Regions from separate parts of the Homo sapiens genome. Here region 1 is linked to region 2. A link is a loop called in an ENCODE intact Hi-C map of the cell type or tissue named here. Cell type or tissue: Caco-2. All regions are shown on one strand. Links, peaks and the distances in the headings refer to the core of each region. The heading gives the core; the rest is flanking DNA.

Region 1 (10,634 bases), core at 1,443-9,442, 170 kb after region 2:
TTTAACTGAGAGCAATCGTTTTATTTAGTTTCATAATGGAAAACAGCTGTTCATGGCTGAGCATTGATAGAATATTTGTATGATGGTTTTTATATTTAGGGTAACCACTCCTGAGATATTTGTAGAATTCTGGCATTCCAATGTTGCAAAATTTAGTTTTAGGGAATGAATTGTGGTTCAAAAAATTCCATTTATATTACAATACTGAGAAAGGTGAGTTCAAAAAATTGCATTTGTGGCACAATATTGAGAAAGATCATTTTCATAAAACTAGCAACTTTTTTGGAATCTCATCCTGTCTTCAGCTCCAGAATTTTTAGAGAGCAGTTGAAGAGACCTCTTTCATTTTGGAAAACTGATTTCAGCATAGGAAAATAAGCCAGATGATTCTTTGCCAAATGAGTTTCCCTAAGATATAATTTCACTAAGAATGAGAAAACTGAATAGCCATTTGCATATTTGTGATAATTCTTAAAGAGATACCCAAAAGGGTTAAATGGCTTGTGATATTTACTGAAAAGGCATATACTTTGATCCAATCTTTGCTGGTGAGCTGGGGTATTTTTGTTGGATGATATGAACAAGTTAATAACTTTTCAGCTGTTCCTCCCCTCCCACCCATGAAAGACCCCGACATTACACACTAACTACCCTTTATTTATTAGAACAGACGAGTGTTATGACTACTGCATATCCACTTTATCAGGCAAAGCACTGAACTCTTTATGCTTTTAGCCATGGGAGTAAGTCCCATTCACTAGGCCCATGATATGTGTTCTATTTTAACTTTTTAGCACAAGGCAATTCCTGGTGAATTATTTAGTTTCCCTAATTGTGCAAAATTGGCCACCTTAGATTTAAGATTCATAACAAGGTCAGTGTTAATGCTGATCATTTCAGGAGCTCTGTTTTGTAGCCAGGCTTACTAATTTTGACCTGTCTGCTTTAAGTTTTTCAAGGCTTCTCAACACACAAAGCTAAGTAATTTCCTGAAATTGTGCCTGTGATGGACACCATGACCAAAAGTTCTCCAATCACATTGAAGTCTCTTTGGAACCATAAATAAATATAGCTGACTGGGTGGTATTATTTTAACTGGGCTCTCATAAGCTTCACTAGGAAATGCCACAAATGATTTAACTTTTTCACACAACCTGTCCTGTAAGTTCTCAGCCATGTCGTCATCTTGTTGAGCAACCAGCGTTTCTGTTTAGTCTTCCATTTGCAAATACTTGTTTTTGTTCAAGGTATGAATTTCTCTATCCTCAGTAGATTCTCTTTTGTAAACTCACCATTAATAAAAGGTTTCAATGCATGAGCAATATTTTCTCCTTCTCCATAACTTCATTTCACAGTTGTGTCATTTGTTTTATTTGCTTTGAAAAATAAAACATGTTAAAACATCAGTACTTTCTTTTAGATCGTTAAGTTTCCCTACCAGCCTCACAGCTTTTTTGTTTGAATTCTTTTGATACTGACACATTTCATTTGCATGTCAAACTTGGAAGAATGATTTTAACTTCTCCAAAAATAAAAAGCTATTTTCCGTTTTTTTTTTTTTTTTTTTTTTTGCAAACATGCAAACACATAGCTCTCGTTGATGCTCTTTTGTGTCTGTCCTTTTGCTTGAGTTATGGATATGTATGTATGAATGTCCATATAAAAGTTACTTTCTTCCCAACTCTGTTATAAGAAAATCATAGTCTAGGACGATGATGAGTGACTACTGACCCTCGGCCTCAGTGATAGGAAGAGAATGGGGAGTAGTGAGGGGTATGGTGGTATGGAAAACTACTCAGCTCCAGAGGACTTATTCCTTGCTGGAATGTGATTTCATTATAGACCTTCTAAATTCTTAAAACTTAAAGAAGGTGTAATATACAAATAGAAAAGTGGATCTATTTTAAGTATATGGCTTGATAAATTTTCCATGAATAGATCATAGATTGAGGAACAGAACAGCATCAGGACCCATAAGGCCCCTCACACTCCTTTCCAATTGAGACCTTTCAGTTTTTTTAAGAAAAAAGTATTTGGATTCATATGTGAACTCTCAATTTCTAACTTTTGTCAAGTAATTGAAAACATTAAAAAAATCCCTTGGGCCAAACAAAACACATCTCTGGCCAGAGTCAGCTCAGAAGACTACAGCCTGAAACCTCTGGTTTCCATGCTTTTCTTACTGTCTGGCAGCTCACACCTCTCTTCTCCTCCATCTAGAGGGGTAGGCAACCATGTTTCTATGTCATGATACCAGCCATGGTTGACCGGGGTCTTTCTCTGGGACTCTGGAAATGGGACACTGGAATTCTCTTTATCCTGGTGATGGTGCCAAAAGTGGCTCCAGGCCTAGAGCAGGCCCTATTCCACCATCCATTGAGGAGCAGAGAAAGCTGATGCCCACAGCGAGAAGGAAGCAGAAGTGCAGAGTGAGAGAGTGGGAGAAACTGCTTGGTTCCCCAATGTTTTTCCAGTTTTTGAGTTCTTGGTTCTAGCCCCTCCTGAGGCCAGTATAGATAAGGGCTGAGGAGCCAATTAGGCTGGTAGGCTTCTTCAAGAATTCCAGAGGAACAGTCAGGTGGGTGGATCAGAGTAAATGATGCTGGTGACAGCCAAGGACTGGCAGCCAAGTGGGCGGGGTCTCCATGTGAGACACTTCTTCACTCAGAGTCACATCCTAGGCCAGTGGGCTGGGATCAGGGGTAGAAGGCCCAGCAGGCAAGTAAAAGATGTATATTCCCTCAGGTGAGCTTGTAACTGAGTTCTAGATTAAGAAATGTTGGAGACTGAATGATTATTTCCAATTCTCCACTCCCTCCCTGCAATAGAATTATATACCCATGCCCTTTGCCATATGGCTTTACATGCACCCTACTAGAGGAGGTAGAGCCTATATTCCCATGCTGTCAGCTGTGGGCTTGGCCAGTTACCTTGCTTTGGCTAATGGAAATATGGATGGACGTGACAACGAGACAGTTCTGAATTGAGGCCTTAAGAGTCATGGGAGGCTTCCACTAGCCCCTTTGTGTGCTGCTTCCATATGTAATGAGAAGAGCCTATCCCAGGTAGCTGCTGGTTCCAGGAGAGAGATATGGAACTGATCTGTACCCAACTCACCACCTGAATCACAGCCCTTCTACCCAACCCACAGATTGTGAGTGAGGAAAATAAATGTTTGTTTTTGTAAGCCACTAAGATTATGGGATGGTTTATTACATAGTATTATCACAGCAATGTCTGACTTATACAGAGAAGAACTGGGTCCTAGGCAAAATTAGGGACAGAAGAGCCTGATTGTATCACAATGGGCCCAGGAGAGGGGAGAGGAGAGCTCAGGCTCAGAGGCAACGTGGTGCAGGAATGTGGGTTCTTAGAGGTCATCCCTGAGGGCACCAGATCCATGTATGATTGGAAAAGGGAAATGAGAGTGGTCTGGGGGAAATACCTGTCACCTCATTGATCATCTGGCTTGAAGGAAAATCAGGAGGAACACAGGAGCCAAGTAGTTGTAACTGAGCTGGTGACATTATTCCAAGCCGTTGTATCTGCTCAAACTTTACATACTCTCCAGCTTGGTTAGCATTGACTCAGGAGCTGTGAGCATCGGTGGATCTAGTTGTGAGGATCCTGGGAGGGTAGCAGCAGGAAAAATAAGGTAAAAGAGGGCACCAGCACCACAGCTCTCAAATGCTCACAAGTGTGAGTGCCTGTGTGTGGTTATCTGACAGCTCTTTTATAAATCTGATGGTTGCTTTCTACCCACCTGCTTGCTGTTTTTGTTGACATCTCAACCTGGAGTGGGTTTGAGGCTGGGAGGCTGAAACATACTCTGACCACATTCACCCACTTTCTGAGAACTTGCAGGCTCAGATGAAGCCTGTGAAACCACAGACCTATATAGGACAACTAGATGAACACGGCACAGTGGGGTGGCCAGTGATATATGTTGCCACAGCAGAGGATCCTGGGCAGTCGTAGCACAGACAGGGTGTTTCTGATTTTCCTTCTTGAAATTCCTCTTCCCAGGGGCTTCCAAGCTCAGGAAGCTCTTGTCATCTCCTAATCGAGGCAGATGAAGATGGGAGTTCTGTAGGGAGGCGTTTCCACTTAATCAAGGCCAGTCATACCCAAGCTCTAGGATTAGACAGATCTGCAGATCTGCGCAGTTACTTGGGCAGCCTGTTTTCTGTCTCTGCTACCTTGTTATCTGGCTCTTCTCTGAATTCCTGTAGCTTTTCCAGGACTTAAACAATGAGATTAACAGCTATCATTTTTTGAATGCCTACCATATGCTAGGCTCTCTAGTGGATCTTTTACAAGTATTATTGATAATAACAGCAAAGATAACTAATATTTACTAAGCATTTGCTAGGTGCCAGGCACTATGCCAAGCCCTATACTTGTATTAACTCACCGAGAATCCTCACAACGAGGCAACATGGGTGTCATTATTTTTATACACAAATAATAAACGGTGGAGCTCACTCCACCATTTGGATCTAGATCGGTCTGACTCCAGAGCTTTTGTTTTTTCACTGGTGATGCTCTCTTGCTTGATCTTGCTCTCTAGCCATGCCAGGACACTGTGCAGTTGGGCACGATAGGCTGGGGCAGATGCAGAGGGCTGGGATATGGAGTTAGATCAGGAGGATGAATGCAGGATGGTAGAAGTCCAGTGAGTCGTTCATGAAGGAGACAGGGATAAGGTTCAACAAGAAGTATGGTGAGGCCCTAAAAGGCAAGAGGAGCAGAGGTACAGACAACCCAGAAGCCATCAGATGTCCTGGCAGGCAGTCCAGGGGCAGGACAGCAGATCCTGGAGGAGACAGAGCTGGCCACAGCACAACTCATAGTTCTGGCTCTGCCCTTTACTAACTTTTGGGCAAATGACTTACCTGCCCTGAATTTCAGTTTCTTCATTTGTAAAATGGGCATAAAGAAACCTCCTTCATAGGGTTGAAATAGCTGAATGAGATAGCAAACATAAAGCACCAGTGACAGTGCCTAGTCCTGAGGATGTGCTCCACACATAGACTGCTACGTTTCTAAGACAGGCTCAGGCACAGAGACAGGGAGAACCCAGGCTATCATAACTGAGAGTCAAATAAAGTGCCCCAGGAGCAGCATTCTAACTAACCTGCTGACTGGGATTAGTATTGGTTTTAGAGACTGGAATGGGGTTAAGTGACCTCATTTCCATATAGAGGGTGGCTGAACTGAGTGGACAAGCAGGTACTGGTTTTTTCATAGATGGGTGTTGAAATCCCAGCCCCACACAGCTGACAGGCTCTTGTTCAGGACTTTGGACTTCCAGTCTGATGTCCTTTCGATGATACTGTGCTGGTGGTAAATAAACACTTGACATAAAATATGTTCAGGCATGTCAATGGCACATGCATTGTAATGGTTTTGAAACATGTCTGCAAATTCCTTGATGTTCCTCCCACTGAGAGGTGGCATTGAATTCCTCTCCCCTTGAACATGGACCAGCCTCAGTGACTTGCTTCAAAGGAAGAGAATGTGGCGAAAGTGATGCTGTGTGTCTGCTACGGCTGTTTAGAGAAGCTTCTGCCTGGCTCTGTCTCCCGGGATGCTTGCCTTTGAAACCAGTTGTTATGTTAGGAGAAAGCTCAGGCTACATAGAGAGTCCACATGAAATTTTGGACCAGCAGCCCCACCTAAGGTCCCAGCTAACAGCCAGCATCAATTGTCAGATCATCCTTGAAGTTGTCCCAGCTGATACCAAGTGGAGCAGGGATGAGCTGTTCTCAACAAGCCCTGCCTAAATTGCTGATTCATGAGCAAAATAAAAGTTGTTGTTTTCAGCCAATAAGTTGTGGATGGTTTATTTTGTAGCAATAAGTAAATGGATCATGAACTTGCATAGTAGAGCACAGAGGAGAAGCAGCAGGATCCAGTTCTAAGAGCTTGTGTTCCAGAGTCACGCAGTTGATTATGCATTTTCAGCTCTGCTATATGCTTGCTGGGAAAGTTATATACCCTCTCGAGACTGTTTTGTCCTCTGTAAAATGGTAAGATGGTAAGATTGATTGTATGGGTGTTGTATTAGTTTGCTAAGGCTGCCATAACAAGATACTATGGACTGGATGGCTTAAACAACAGAAATTAATTTTCTCATAGTTCTGGAGGCCGGAAGTCCAGTATCAAGGTACCGGTAGGTTTGGTTTCTTCCGAGGCCCCTCTCCTTGGCTTGCGGATGGCTGCCTTCTCGCTATGTCCTTGCCTCCCAGCATGTGCCTAACAATGTTCACATTTCCTCTTCTGTAAGGTCACCAATCCTATTGGATTAGGGCCCACCCTAATTATGATTCACTTTAACTTAATTACCTGTTTTAAGGATGTGTCTCCAAACACAGTCATTCAGAGGTACTGGGGGTTAGGACTTCAACGTACGAGTCTTGTTGAGTGGTGGGGAGTGGGTAGATACAATTCAGCCCATGACAATCGTTACCAGGATTAAATGAGGTAAAACAAACATAAAGAACAGGTTACTCGTGGACACATTGGAAGTGTTTAATAAATAATGGCCATTATTATTACATATGTGATGTCAACCTGATTAATTATACCTGATACATGCAAAAAAGGGGAACACCACTATGTATGCCCCAGGGGAAGCTGTGTATTCCTCTCACTTGGATGATAAGAGAAGACAAGCTCTCTACTAAGCACACTATGTCCCTCCACCTCCTAACCTGGGCCCCTGGCTTAGTGATGGTGGCAAGAGAGGGGTTGAGGAGTCCCCTCTGGAGGAAGGAAGCAGCATTATTTCTTGACCCTCAGAGACAGCTGCTTCCTTTGGGGACCCTTGGAAGGGGCTCCTTGTTTAAGCCTGGAAGATCCCAGGGTGATATCAGGTAAGGAAAGACCTGGGACAGTGTACAAACCCGAAGTCACTCTGTCTGCAATTGCCTGGGTGCTCCAGAACTGACCCTTGGAGTCATCCCCACTGGAGGCAATTTGGAGAAGGTATTTTCGAGAGAAAGTCCCCACGCAGAAAACCTTTCTGCCAAGTCCTTTGTTTTCCTAATGTTGCCGCAGTGTCTGGAGCTGAATTTTAAAAATGGCATTTTCCTGGAAAGGATTTTTTGGTCTTTTTTGGAAATGTCTCATGTAAAACAAGATCACCAGTGGGCCATTGAGTCTGGTCTCCCCGGGATGAGCTTGGGAAATGGCAAGTGGGGGAGGGCGAGTCTGGGTGGGAAAAAGAACAAAAAACAGAGTTGGAGGGAAAGCGGGACGTGACAAAGGGGTCAGCATTCATGTGTTAGGAATAGGCTCAGAGCTCAGGATTCATTCCAGTGGGTAAGGCATCGTGCCGGGGAGGGAGGAAGGGGAAGGGGCCCTTGACAGCAGGGCTGTGGGAATGTCCTCTGAAAGCCTCCATTCACCACAGAAATGGACCTATCCCTGGGCCTGCCACCTCCTTCACTCCCTTGTGTGACATGGGTAAGAAGGCAAGAATGATACAACAGGGGCCGTGTCTCTTCCATCAGACTGGATTTCCTTCCTGAAGGGAGGAACTATAGGTGGCATTCATTCTACGGCTCTAAGAGGGTTGCCTTGTATCTTCCCATCAGACTGGAGGGTCCCCAAGTACAGGGACCCTGTCCCTCCTTGACCTAAGGAATCAGTAGAGCTGAGAACCTCCTTCCCTTCCTTCTCTCTGTCTCCGTGAACTCACTGTGTAGGAGGAGCTTGGTTTGTGACCTGCCTGACCCAGTGACCTACTCAAAGTGGCATCTCCACCCTTGGAAGCACAGGTAAGACATGCTGACTGAAAGTCATTGCCATGAGCAGCTCGTCGCCACCTCTCTCCTGGCCCAGGGCCAGGGCCATTTCTGTGGCCAAGTGGAATTTCTGTGGCAGGAAGACTCTTGGAAGCTCTTTGCAGAGTTGGCTTTCATCCTCCAGGCTTCTCTGTTGCTCTTCTGTCCATTCCTCAGCCTGCCTGTGCCTCTCAGGCCTGGCCTCATGTCTCCCGGGTTTGTGGTGACCCTGGGCCTCAGACTGGAATGAGGACAAATAGCAGAGGAATGGGTAGATAAGAATCACTGAATCTCTGAATTAGAAGCCACTCTAGAGGTGGTTTTCTCCATTTTCTTGTCTGGAAAGTAAATTCATACAGTGGACACTTAAGAACACCTGTTCTGTGCCAGTCTCTGCTTCAGACACCAGGTACATAGTGGTGGACAAAGCAGTCATGGTTCCTGCCCTCATGGGGCTAAGTGTCTGATATCTGAATATTTGGACAATAGTCTCATTAAGTAGCCATACAGATTGTACTTAGAAAACCATGTTTTTGGAGTTCTCCCTCCCTCCCAAGGCAGCCAATTTCAATTTGGACAGCTCTGAAAGTTATAGAAGTCCCTCCATAGATGTAGTCAAAGTCCTTCCACTTCATAACTTCCACTCACTTGTCTCAGCCTACTTTCACATCTACCCAGGACAATAAGCCTGTTCCCTTCCGCCTGGAAATCCCTCACCATGGTGGCAAATCTGTTAGTTTTTCTTTTGTTTTATTTTTGGCTATGTTATTAGGTATATTCATGTTTAGGGTTGTTTTATTTTTCTGGAGAATTCTTTTTATCATTTTGTAATTGTTTTCTTTATTTTTTCTGACTTTAATATTGTTTCACTGCTTGGCTTCAAAGTTGTGGGTTCCTACCACCCTCCCATTTCAGGTTGAATAATTGGCTAGAAAGGCTCACAGAACTTTGGGAGATACTTTACTTACTATCATTTTTTTTGGATAATGATCACTTGGTATATTTCTTCTGATTTCATTTCAATAATTCTGTGTTATTATATTTTAAGTGTGTTTACTAGAAAAAACAAAAGGCCGGATTTCTTATTTGATCTTAGTGTTTCTTTTAACAAGTAATTTTAATTCTTTACATTTACTACATTTATTATTAGAACACAGTTATGACTGGTGTATATTGATATCTTTATGTTTTTGTTTTAATCTCTTAGCTTCTTTTGTTTCCTTTTTTCTTTCTGTTAGTATATTGACAATTTTCTGTTTTTTTCTCCTACTGTTTTAACAGTTACATACATTTGAATTCTCTCCTTTGAGAGGTTATCCTTAAATTTTTTAACATTCTTTGAATGCTACCAATTTTAAACTGTTTTTACTTACAACACTTCTGACACCAAATGGGTGGTTTTTTTCCCCATGCTCACAACTGTTTCCAACTCTCTGGGCACCAGCTGGGTGTCCTACAATTCAGTTCAATTCTGACACTTACTGACGGAAGTTAATGTCAGACTCCACAGGTTTACAGGCTCAGTCTCACAAGCCTCCCTTCACTTCAGATGCCTATTACAAATTTGGTGCCCAAGATACTACCACTTCTGTCTGACATGGCTACAAAGTTGTGAGTTCCCACCACCCTCCCATTTCAGGTTCAGTAATTGTCTGGAAGGGCTTACAGAACTCTGGAAGATACTTTGCTGACTCTTAGTTTTCTTTTGTGTAGAGGAGCAGATGAATGGCCAGATGAAGAGGCACATAGGACAATGTTCAGCAGGGTCCCAAGCACAAGACTTCTGTCCATGTGAAGTCGGGGTCTGCCACCTTCCCAACACATGGATGTGTTTGCCAACTCTGAAACTCGCTGAACCCCTCCGTGTAGGAGTTTTTAATGGGAGTTTAATGATGTAGGCAGGATTAATGAAATTATTGGCCATTGGTGGTTGAACTCAACCTTCAGCCCCTCTCCCCTCCCTGGAGGCTGTGGGTGGAGTGGGGCTGAAAGTTTCAAACCTCTAATCATGCCTTGGTCTTTCAGGTGACCAAGACTCCTGAATCTATCCACATGCCCTCAACTACCAGTGCTCTTATTAACATACAAAAGATACTCACCACTCCATAGATGCTAAGGATTTTAGGGGATGTGTGTCAGGAGGAACAAAGATCAAATACTTATTTTTACTATATCACACTGTGCAATTTAGGTTTACACTTGGCTGTACATCATAGAAAACAGTGGATTAAACATTTAGGGGTTTATTTCGCAACGAGAAGACTGGAGTAAAAAGTTCAGAGCTAGTACACATCTTTAAGGATATCATTAAGCACCCAGGGTTTTAAAATTTAATTATCCTTTTCTCTTACTCTTAGTGTGTGACTTCGTCCTGTCTTCATGGTCTCAGGGTGTCTGTTGCTCCTCCAAGCATTTTGTCCTTATTTTAGGTAGGAAGAAGAGAAAAGGGTAATTGGTAAAGGGCAAAGCATTCTTTCTGGAAGTTGACCAGTAGGCTTCTGTTTTTATTTCATTGGCCAGAACTGCAATACATTGCTACCTCAGCCTCAAGGGAATCTGGGAAGGTGTGTATTTTTAGTTGAGCACTGTGCTGCCCTGTGAAAAATCAAGATTCTATTAAAGAGAGACTATATACTGTGTTAGCTGCTATAAGTATATATAATTCATGCATATTACTGTAACAATTTTACAGTTAATTAGACTCTGTATATCCTTAGGATGCTCTTATTCTAATTACTCCATCCTAAGTTTTATGTTATTAGTGTTTGGCACTTTAGGTCCACTTTGTCTTGTTTGTTTGTTTTGATTTATGAGATAGGGTCTTGTTCTGTTGCCCAGGCTGGT
Region 2 (10,634 bases), core at 949-8,948:
CGTATGGGTGCTCAGTGTACAGTTTCTACTGAATATGTGTAACTTTCACATGTTATAAAGTTGAAAAATTGTAAGTTGAACCATCATCATTTGGGGACCATCTGTACTGTGGATTGGTGAAAGGGATGGAGATGGTGTAGGATGGTGGTTTGGAGGGGTTAGATACAGGCATGACTACAACTGGGTCAGTTCACTGTTTCGTAGCGAAACAATGTTTGGTGATTTTTGCATCCCATTTATTCTTGGAAAAACAAGTTCTTGAGAAAGATATCAAGGGGCATCTCCTCTTCTCTTAGCAGCTTTCAGTTGTCATTCAGAAAGGAGACAGGTCTATTTTCTAGGAAGCCAGCATATGGGCTGCAGCCAACTCAGTCATACTGATATTGTAAGTCCTCAGTCCTACAATATGAGTACGTGGCTCTGCCCTGGGCCTTTCTCATTTGCAAGGCTCCTCCAGCCTGGCTGGGCTGGGCTGAGCTGGACAGGGAGCTGCTGCTCATCCCTCCCTCCTCCCGGGTTCATTTCTGTTTGGGAGTATGGGCAGGTTATGAGCTTCTGCCTTTTGGCTGTGCTTCCTGGGCACCAAGAAGGAAAAAGAAAAGGAAGGTATCTGTAGGCTCTAGGTTATTAGAGCCCAGGAGGGCAGAAGGGAGAAGGAAGGCAGATGGAGAGGAGGATGGACTAAACAGGCTGATGGATGGACAAATGAGCAGGCTCTCCCTCCTTGTCCAGCAGCAGAGGTAATGGTGGCATAAGGTGATGTGGATCAGGAACTGTCATTCAAAAGATGTGGACTGTAGGTAATAGCCTGCATGTCTTTGAAAGAATCTGGACCCTGGTGGGGAGAACCTGCGTTTGCACTGGCCTCTGCCATCAGCCTCAGCTCCTCTTGGCCACACAAGATCCCACCAATTCTAATGGACTTTGCAGGCTGAGAGGTGTTGCTGCAAATAGGTCAGGCTTTGTGGGGTTCCAAGGTTAGTCTTGGGGTAGTACCATGGCCATACCTGCCAACAGTGTCATTTTCCAGCAGCTCCAATAATTCAAAAGGTAATTCTGCCTTTTGATCTTGTCAAGGAGGGAGCTGTTTTAAAGGGCCAGGTGAGACGGGGACTCTGCAGTGAGAGTCCTGGTCTGAGTGCGGGGAGGGCTGGTGGAGCCCGGCGTGACCTCGGAGTTACATATGTGCACACCACATGCTGGGCCATATGTGCTGCTGCCTGGGCTCTGGAGGCTGTCAGGCCCTCCATGCTTGGAATAGTCGGGATCTGCTGACTTGACAAAATGGGGTAGGGGCTGGGCCACATCTGGAGGGGAGCGGGAAGGAACTCCCAGTGACTGGGCTGTGGAGGGACTTCCCACCTTCGCAGCCCTGAGCTCCCCCTTCTTTCTCCACAACCACAGGAGTGGTGTAATTCTCCTCACGTTAAAAGTAAACATCTGGCAGCATCTGCAATGCCCCAAATAAACAAAGAACTAATAGGAGGCATTCGTAACCACAACGGGTCCTGCATGGAGAAGGGAGGGACGCTTCACTGTACAGAAGCTAAAATGACTAAGTGGTGAGCCTCAGCTCATTCGTTTATTGATTGGTGATTAATTCATTGATCAGTGCACAAGCTCCTATAAGACCATGCTGATGCAGTTTTCCAATGCCCCCAGGGCAGCAGAGATGTCACGTCAACCTCATGGCACCAGATGGTCCTTGGTGTGCTGGGGACTGGGGATGATGGTTAGTCCTGGGGTGTCTGTTGCACCTTACTGCAAGTCCAGGGGCCAATATCCAGGGATCCGAGAACAGTGGGAAATCTGTGTGGCAAAGCCCTAGGGTCACTGCAGGGAAAAGGATCATTTTCTGGAAGTGGAGGTTGCCTGAAGCCTTTCATGAGAGATCAGAAGCAGACGCCAGCATAGAGGCAGATAGGATCCCTCCGTGGCGGAGATGCCAAAGATGCTCCCAACGATGAGAGGGGGAGGGAGACAGGGGAAGTGGAGCTGGAGCAGAAGAGGTGGCCACCTTTTAAGGTCAGTCCTCTGAAGCTGGCCAGTGTGCCAGACAGGGCAGTGGTATTGGAATAAACAGTGACGAACACACTGACTGCTGAAGTCAGATTGACAGCAAACTGGAAACAGAGCCTAGGACTGGCTGGCACCATCTGACAACTGAGAAGGGCTTAAGGATGAAATTGGTCATATTTGAACACCATCAAATTCATTCCTCACAGCCACACTAAATGTAAGCGACAGACAGAGAAATGAATTAATAACAAAAATGTCTCCAGCTTTCATGTTCTGGCAGGAGAAATGCTTCCAAGGAGGGACAGATTCACAAGCCTTCCTAATTCTGAGGACCAATGTTCTTCATCACCCTCGTCGCATGGTCGGGAGTGGTGCAGGGCTCGCCAAGGAAGAAGGGACGGAAGGACATGGAGAAGGTTTGGTTGTCTGAGTGCTAAGAAATCAGGCAGCTGGTTATAACTTCAGAAATGGGTCTCGTGCCAGAGGTCATAAAATCACTGCCAGCCGGTTGAATCCAGCTTTTAGACATTTTCTGTTTGGCCCACAAATGTCTTTTTATTTCATTTTAATTTTGAATTTGAACAAGTAGCCAAAGTGTACAAATCAGGAGAGTCACAAAAAATTCCAGCTTTCTTGAAATACCTATGCAAATCACGCCTAAGTTCTCCAGGTGGCCTTAGGCACCACTGATCCCTTCCCTGCTGGCTCTATAGTCATTTGTGATTCCAGCTCCTGTAGTAGGCCATCAAACACTTGTTAGGCATCAAAGAATTAGTGGGGCTGACTTTCCAACAGTCCAGGATAAATAAAGGTTATATAACAAAATGGGAGATTTTGGTCCCATTTTAGGCAGAAAGATCGAACTTCTTTTTTAAGACGTTGAAAGACAATATAAATAAAACCATTTGTATTAACCAGACAAAATCATGACACAGCCGGGCGCAGTGGCTCATGCTTGTAATCCCAGCAAGGATTTTGGGAGGCCAAGGCGGGTGGATCACCTGAAGTCAGGAGTTCAAGACCACCATGACTAATATGGTGAAATCCCATCTCTACTAAAAATACAAAATTAGCCGGGCGTGATGGCGCATGCCTATAATCCTAGCTACTTGGGAGGCTGAGGCAGGAGAATCCCTTGAACCTGGGAGGTGGAGGTTGCAGTGAGCTGAGATTACGCCATTGCACTCCAGCCTGGGCAACAAGAGTGAAACTCCATCTCAAAAAAAAAAAAAAAAAAAAAAAAAATCACAACACATATAAAAGGTTTGGCAATAAAGAAAAATACCTTTGTCAAAAACAAGAAATGGGGAAAGGCTTCCCTATTTAACAAATGGCGCTGGGAAAACTGGCTAGCCATATGTAGAAAGCTGAAACTGGATCTCTTCCTTACACCTTATACAAAAATTAATTCAAGATGGATTAAAGACTTAAATGTTAGACCTAAAACCATAAAAACCCTAGAAGAAAACCTAGGCATTACCATTCGGGACATAGGCATGGGCAAGGACTTCATGTCTAAAACACCAAAAGCAATGGCAACAAAAGCCAAATTGACAAATGGGATCTAATTAAACTAAAGAGCTTCTGCACAGCAAAAGAAACTACCATCAGAGCGAACAGGCACCCTATGGAATGGGAGAAAATTTTTGCAATCTACTCATCTGACAAAGGGCTAATATCCAGAATCTACAAAGAACCTCAAACAAATTTACAAGAAGAAAACAAACAACCCCATCAAAAAGTGGGCAAAGGGTATGAACAGACACTTCTCAAAAGAAGACATTTATGCAGCCAACAGACACATGAAAAAATGCTCATCATCACTGGCCATCAGAGAAATGCAAATCAAAACCACAATGAGATATCAGCTCACACCAGTTAGAATGGCGATCATTAAAAAGTCAGGAAACAACATGTGCTGGAGAGGATGTGGAAAAATAGGAACACTTTTACACTGTTGGTGGGACTGTAAACTAGTTCAACCATTGTGGAAGACAGTGTGGCGATTCCTCAGGGATCTAGAACTAGAAATACCATTTTACCCAGCCATCCCATTACTGGGTATATACCCAAAGGAATATAAATCATGCTGCTATAAAGACACATGCACACGTATGTTTATTGCGGCACTACTCACAATAGCCAAGACTTGGAACCAACCCAAATGTCCAACAATGATAGACTGGATTAAGAAAATGTGGCACATACACACCATGGAATACTATGCAGCCATAAAAAATGATGAGTTCAGGTCCTTCGTAGGGACATGGATGAAGCTGGAAACCATCATTCTCAGCAACTATCACAAGGACAAAAAACCGAACACCGCATGTTCTCACTCATAGGTGGGAATTGAACAATGAGAACACTTGGACACAGGAAGGGGAACATTACACACTGGGGCCTGCTGTGGGGTGGGGGGAGGGGGGAAGGATAGCATTAGGAGATATACCTAATGTAAATGACAAGTTAATGGGTGCAGCACACCAACATGGCACATGTATACATATGTAACAAACCTGCACATCGTGCTCATGTACCCTAGAACTTAAAGTATAATAAAATATATATATAAAAGAAAAATACCTTTGTCATCCTTGCAAAATTACTGGTTTTTGTGTATTTCCTTCCAGTCTCTTCCACTATTTTTTTTGAGATGGGCGGCGGGGGGGGGGCTCTCTTTTTTTTTTTTTTTTTTTTTTTTTTTTTGAGATGGAGTCTCACTCTGTCACCCAGACTGGACTGCAGATCACTGAAACCTCCGCTTCCCTGGTTCAAGTGATTCTCAAGTCTCAGCCTCCTGAGTAGCTGGGATTACAGGCACACGCCACCATGCCCAGCTAATTTTTTTTGTATTTTTCGTAGAGACAGGGTTTCACCATGTTGGCCAGGCTGGTCTGGAACGCCTGGCCTCAAGTGACCCGCCAGCCTCAGCCACCCAAATGCTGGGATTATAGGTGTGAGCCACCGTGCCCAGCCTCCAAATTTATTCTTACATAGTTGAATATATGGGTTGCATACTGCTTTTTCATTTAACAGTATAATTTATACATTTTCTCATATTGCCAAACAGTTCTCATTTTTGTTATTCTAAATAATGTTGCAAGGAGCATCTGTGTGCATCTGAATCTTTTCATATTTTGAATTATTTGCTAAGAATATATTTTCAGAAGCAGCATGAATGGATTACATAAAGACTTGAGCATTAAAGAGTTAACCTGTAAGTTCCTAACCCGAAAGTACCCTGTAGAAATCTCTTCATCTCAGCACATTGTTGGAGAGCCTATAGGAAAAAAAAGGTCACTTCAGCATATGTGATAGGATTGTGGGTAATTTCTAAAAAAATTCGGCATGCGAAGTCCATTCCGGGTATAGCACTATCTTGAGACCCAAGTCAAATAGTACTAAATGTGCTAAGCAGAGGTCTGTGTTTAAAGAAGAAATTCATTTGCTCTTAATAACTGCAGAATGCTGCATAGCTCAACGATGGAGTCAGAAGACTCCGCACGGCATCAAAGCCTGCTTCAATAAGATACGGGAGGCCAAGGTACAAGATAATCTGTCTTTCTCAATTAAAGTAGCTTTGTGCCCTAAGTGCAATAGTCATTTCTTAGAACAATGGTTGCCTTTAAAACTTTTTATTGATGGCAGAATAAAAGGACTAAACAAAACCAGAGTGTTTAAAGGTAATCTATATCCCATATACAACCCAAAGAGCGGTGTAAACAAGGTGATATGTCATAAAATGAAATGTGATACAGATAACCTTACTATTATCTTCTGCACAAGTTCAGATGAATTACAGTGCCTGAAATCTCCAAGCAATGGAAAGTAAGGCACACTGTATGTTTTGTTTTTGTTTTGTATCCCCTCTCTGCACCCCCTGCCACCCCCCAGTCCAGCCTGCTGCCAATAAATAAGAAGATTGACATCATGGAAGCATAGGACAAAATGAGAGCCTTTTCTTGAGACTGACCCTCGTGCTGAAGAACCGAAGGCACCAGAGGGGTCTCTGGGAAATGGTGCGAGAGTTTAGTTTCCATGCCAGGCAAGCTGACAGAACCTCTCAGGGCAGGATTACGGGTGCTTGAGAAAACTCCACCTCCTGTGGAAAGGCAGCCTGTCTTTGGTAAGGAGAAATCATGCTTCCCTAATCTACTAGAGCTTTGTGAAGGGTCAGAATAAGTGTGCGGATAAGGGGGAAACAGGAGACACAATCTCCTTACACTTTCAAGCGTCCTCTGACAGGTGCCACACCAAAGCATGTTAAAGGAGTTGAGTCACCATGGGAATGGAGAGAATGTTGGAAACAAATAGGGAACTGGCTTAGAGATAAGGAATAAAGAGTAAGGATAAACAAGTCTTTATCTGGATGGAAAAATGTGAACTGTGGGGCTCCTGCTGGGGAATTGATGCTCCTGGGGGGACCAAGTTAACTGGCCCTTAATGATTTGAGATGTGACTATCAAGCCCTTTTGCTTTCACAAGTCACATGTGGAAATCATCCCCATCGCCATAGAGTCATGGATCATATATCACCTTGAATTGTGACATCTCCAGTGACTTAGTGGGCTCCTGAAAGGCAGAGCATGGTTGATATTTCTGGATTCATTACAGTGACTAGCATCCAAGAAATATTTTGTGGCTTGATCTGTTGAGAGAAGAATGAGTGTACATTGAAATCTTCTGGCTTGCCAATGACCTTGAGCTCTTCCAAGTAGGCAAATACCAGCAAAGGGCTGTGAGATGCAGGAAGATACAGAGGGCTCAAGAATGGCTGAACATGTTCCCCATGGACAAGGGCAGGTTGAGTAAAGCATTTGAATTGCAGTTTTTCTTTTTTTTTTTTTTTGAGATTGAGTTTTGCTCTTTTTGCCCAGGCTGGAGTGCAATGGCAGGATCTCAGCTCACTGCAACCTCCGCCTCCAGGGTTCAAGTGATTCTCCTGACTCAGCCTCCCGAGTAGCTGGGAGTACAGGTGCCTGCCACCATGCCCAGTTAATTTTGTATTTTAGTAGACTTGGGGTTTCATCATGTTGGCCAGGCTGGTCTCGAACTCCTGAACTCAAGTGATCTGCCCGCCTCGGCCTCCCAAAGTGCTCGGTTTACAGGCGTGAGCCACCGCACCCAGCCTGAACTTTGTTTTTATGGATGTGTAAAGAGAATACATGTAAATACATCATATATATCAGTTTAGAAAATAATAGTGAATACATCATATATACCAGTTTAGAAAATAATAGTATAAGCTGCACCTTTGAGGATGAGAGATTTGAAGCTCTCAGTGACAGCCCAAGGAAAGATTTTGGGTCACTATAATCCAGTGCTTCTCAACCTGTTTTCCATTATTATCCCCCACCCCCACCAAGTACTTTTTTTAACCTACCTTTCCCCCAGTTGCCACCACCTTCCATGAAATTTTAATAGCATGGAATATTGCATTTCTGTTTATGTCCTGTGGCCCTTTGCAGGGCCATAAACCATTGTGATATCTAAGACTTTCCATCTCCCAAGAACCAAGTGTTGTCTCCTTGGGAATGATGGTAGCTCTGTTGAGAATGCATGCTGTAAGGGACTTTCTGCAGGATTGGGCCCAAAAGTGTGACTTCATTCAAACAACAACAAATTGCTGAATATCTAAGGATGGAACTGGGAACAAAAAAGTCATCTCTTGCCTTCCCCTCAAGCCAAACAAAATCCCAAAGATGTGAGGTGAGATGGGGTGCTCCTGACCAGCTCTTAGGTGAGCACATTGAGTTCCTTAGCCCTCTGCCTTCAAGTTGAGTTTGGCCAATGGGGAGCTCAGCAGGAGACTGGGGGAGTGAGGACGGAATGTGTGGTGAGAGTATATGTCCCACCTTGTGGGGTCACCCTGTCTGGTGGTGTCCTTTGGTCACTTCTTCAAGTGCCAACTCTACATGACTCCTGGGTTCTTCTTCCAGGTTCTGAGTTCTGGTAATAGCTCCCACTCCCTTCCTTTGGTGGGGGATAGAGATGGAAATAGCTTGGCTGCCACTGGCTCAGGTCATAGCTATCCTTTGGACCTACACATTTGTAAATGGGTCTTATGCACACTGTGCTCTCTGTTTCCTGTTGGGGCCTTGAATGATAGAGGGAAAAGTTCTTTTTTCTGCATCCTAGGAGAGGCTTTCTGGAGCTGGAATGAGGCCAGAGGGCCTAGGGCTGGGTAGGATGGGCCAGGACAACAAGTCGTTAAAATGCTGAGAAAAGGAGACTGACAGGGCCCTTGACTGGAATGAGAGTGGGAGAAGGAACTTCCCCCAAACACAGTTGTAGGGATCCTCTAGAGCTTAAGAGGCAATTATTAGAAATATCTTGGTCTATCTCCTTCCCGTAGGTGGGAATGATGTGGCACTTTGTCTACCTCAGGGGGTAGCCTTGGCTGGGGTTCACGGAGAGGTGAACAGAGAAACATAAAAGTTCTTCACATAGACCTCAAAGGGGTCCTTTAAGGTCAGGGTCCTTGGGACATCCTCACTTTTGTGGATGATCCAGGGGAGGTGGCAGGTGTGAGTGGATCATTGCTCCTATGGGTTTAGGGCAATAACTGGGTGTGCTTCTGGGTGGAGGGAAAGGAACACAGGCTTTTGGGGGCAACAGCCTAGGCTTGGATCCCTGCTCTTCACCCCTCTGGGCCATCACCCACCTCTCAGAGTTGCCGTAAGGATTAAATGAGAAAGTGCACAGAAAGTCACGCAGGCCTGGCCTGCAGCCAGCTACAGCCCTGCCCCTCTTCCTAGTCAACTGAGTAGTCTCATGCTCAGAGTCCAAGTCTCCTTTCCTGGCTCTGCCCTCAGGAGCAGGGACAACCAAGTCTTACATGCTTCGGGCTCCAGAAGCCACAGAGTGAAAGCAAGAAGCTGTTGTCATGGATGGGGGGTGGGTGGGCACATTATCCTGAGGCCTCCTAATCCCATTTTCTGCTTTCATGTTAATCCTCTTCCTCCTTCTGTCTACCACACACTGAACTCCCAGGGCACTGACCCAGAGAGCCGGGCCCCACCTCCCGCAGTTGAAGGCCCTATTCCCTATGGTGGGAGGGCGGGGTGGGGCGGGGGCTGCAGAGTCAAGGGGTGGGCAGTCCAGCTCGTGCCTTCGTCCTCCGCAGTTGACCTGGATGTTCTTCCAGGCCAGGCCATGGATAACACTGAGGGCTTAGCTCGCTAATAAATAATAACAATGACAGCATCAGCCAGTATTTCCTAAGCATGTACCGTTTGCTGACCCTGGCTAAGGCAGGATTTTATTCAGTTTCCGTAAGGCTGCTGTGAAGCAGATTATCCATCTGAAATTTGCAGATGAGGAAATGGAGGCTCAGGGAGGTTGTCATGAACCAGATCACACTGAGCAAAAAGCAGAACTGTCTGGGACTCCTGCCCAGCTTTGGCTGGCTCCAGAGCCTCACGGGGAACCACTAGGTCATACTGCCCTCCTGCATTGCTTCCTCAATTCAGGAACACAACTGGGGGATCCTTTCCCCAATTCAGAAAAGGATCCCTTCCCAATCCCCACCCTTGCCTTCCCTCCTCTGGCGCATGTCACCTGAGGCTTCAGTTGGGTGAATATATTTTTTCTGTTCACTACACCCGGGTATCACTAGCATTGCAGTGGAGTAGGAAGAACGTGGCTTGGTGGGTGGAAGGGGAGGTGGCGTTGTGTTTCTGGCTGAAACAGGTGGCTCTCTGTGAAAGGTCATCTGGGAGAGGAATGATTTTGCTTCAGGCTTTCCTTTACCTCCCCTTTCTTTCTGGCACTCCATCCCTTCTCCATTCCCAGTTGCAAATGCCCTTCTCTTGACTCTGCAGGACTGAATCTGGCCATTTTTGCCCCCAGAAATAGGTTCTGGGACAAGGCTCACTCACTAAGGAAGGAGCCGTCCACCATCCCCTTCAGCCACTGTGTGTCAGTCTTTCTAAAAAGATGTTATGCCTTGCGGGACCTCCATTTCGGTTTGTTACACACTCACAGGAAGGAGGCGCTTCCCTAACTCTAGCTTACACTCTTCCTGCTGCAATGGGTCCCTTCTCGGAGGCAGCACTCCGTACTACCGGACAGAGCGCAGGCTTGGAGGGAGGCTGGATTAGAATGCTTGCTGAAACACTTAGCAGCTGTTACCTGGGCTTCAGTTTTCTGGGCTAGAATTGGAATAATTTTGTACCTTGCTGAGGCCAGAGCCTGGTCCTCTGGAAGTATTATTTCCCTCTGTCCCTCTCCAGGGGCTGGTGAACCCCTCGTCTGGAAATCTCTCAAAGCCAGGAAGGCAGTACTTGGTTCACTTTGGTCTTTTTCCCCAGAGTCCTGTGGTTCCTGAGCCCTGCGGGCCTCTCTCCTGGTTATTACTGGGTCCTTGGGTCCCTCTGGACTGTGCAGCCCTCGCAAACTTCCTGGCCCAGCCCCCTCCCCTCAGGTTCTCATCACTTCTGGCCCCGCCTTGTGCCTCCTTGGTGGATGCGGTTCCTCCGGCCCTCAGAGCCCCACAGGCCATATGACTGTTGGAGGGTAATAGAGGATTGTGTAAAGTCCAGTACTGGATTGCGTGGGGTGGGCTATGCATGTTGCATGGAGTGAGTTCAGCTAGGGAAGGAGGCCCGAGG

The links. Hi-C counts contacts between places; a loop is a spot of excess contacts. Peaks named below come from ENCODE experiments on the same cell type or tissue, not always from the same donor. Only the 100,000 strongest peaks of a DNase experiment are listed, where the experiment ranks them.
Region 1: a loop joins it to region 2, with 5 times the contacts of the local background. A loop is called at or near these places in 3 of 110 quality-filtered maps.

The regions. Positions count from the first base shown.
Region 1 is chr2:41,889,926-41,900,559 of GRCh38, reverse strand. LINC01913 (long intergenic non-protein coding RNA 1913) reads right to left here. Exons shown (of 3, transcript NR_033996.1): 2 at 10,142-10,209; 3 at 6,514-8,031. Among named protein-coding and RNA genes, the nearest start is that of LINC01913, 18 kb to the right of the region's middle. RefSeq lists a silencer at 3,787-3,836 and an enhancer at 3,967-4,016. In Caco-2, for the core only: no CTCF peak of the experiment used is centred there; a DNase peak (open chromatin) is centred at 5,269.
Region 2 is chr2:42,059,578-42,070,211 of GRCh38, reverse strand. No RefSeq gene overlaps it. Among named protein-coding and RNA genes, the nearest start is that of PKDCC, 17 kb to the right of the region's middle. RefSeq lists a silencer at 1,021-1,185 and an enhancer at 10,059-10,128. In Caco-2, for the core only: no CTCF peak of the experiment used is centred there; DNase peaks (open chromatin) are centred at 5,501, 6,271 and 8,832; H3K4me3 peaks cover 408 bases.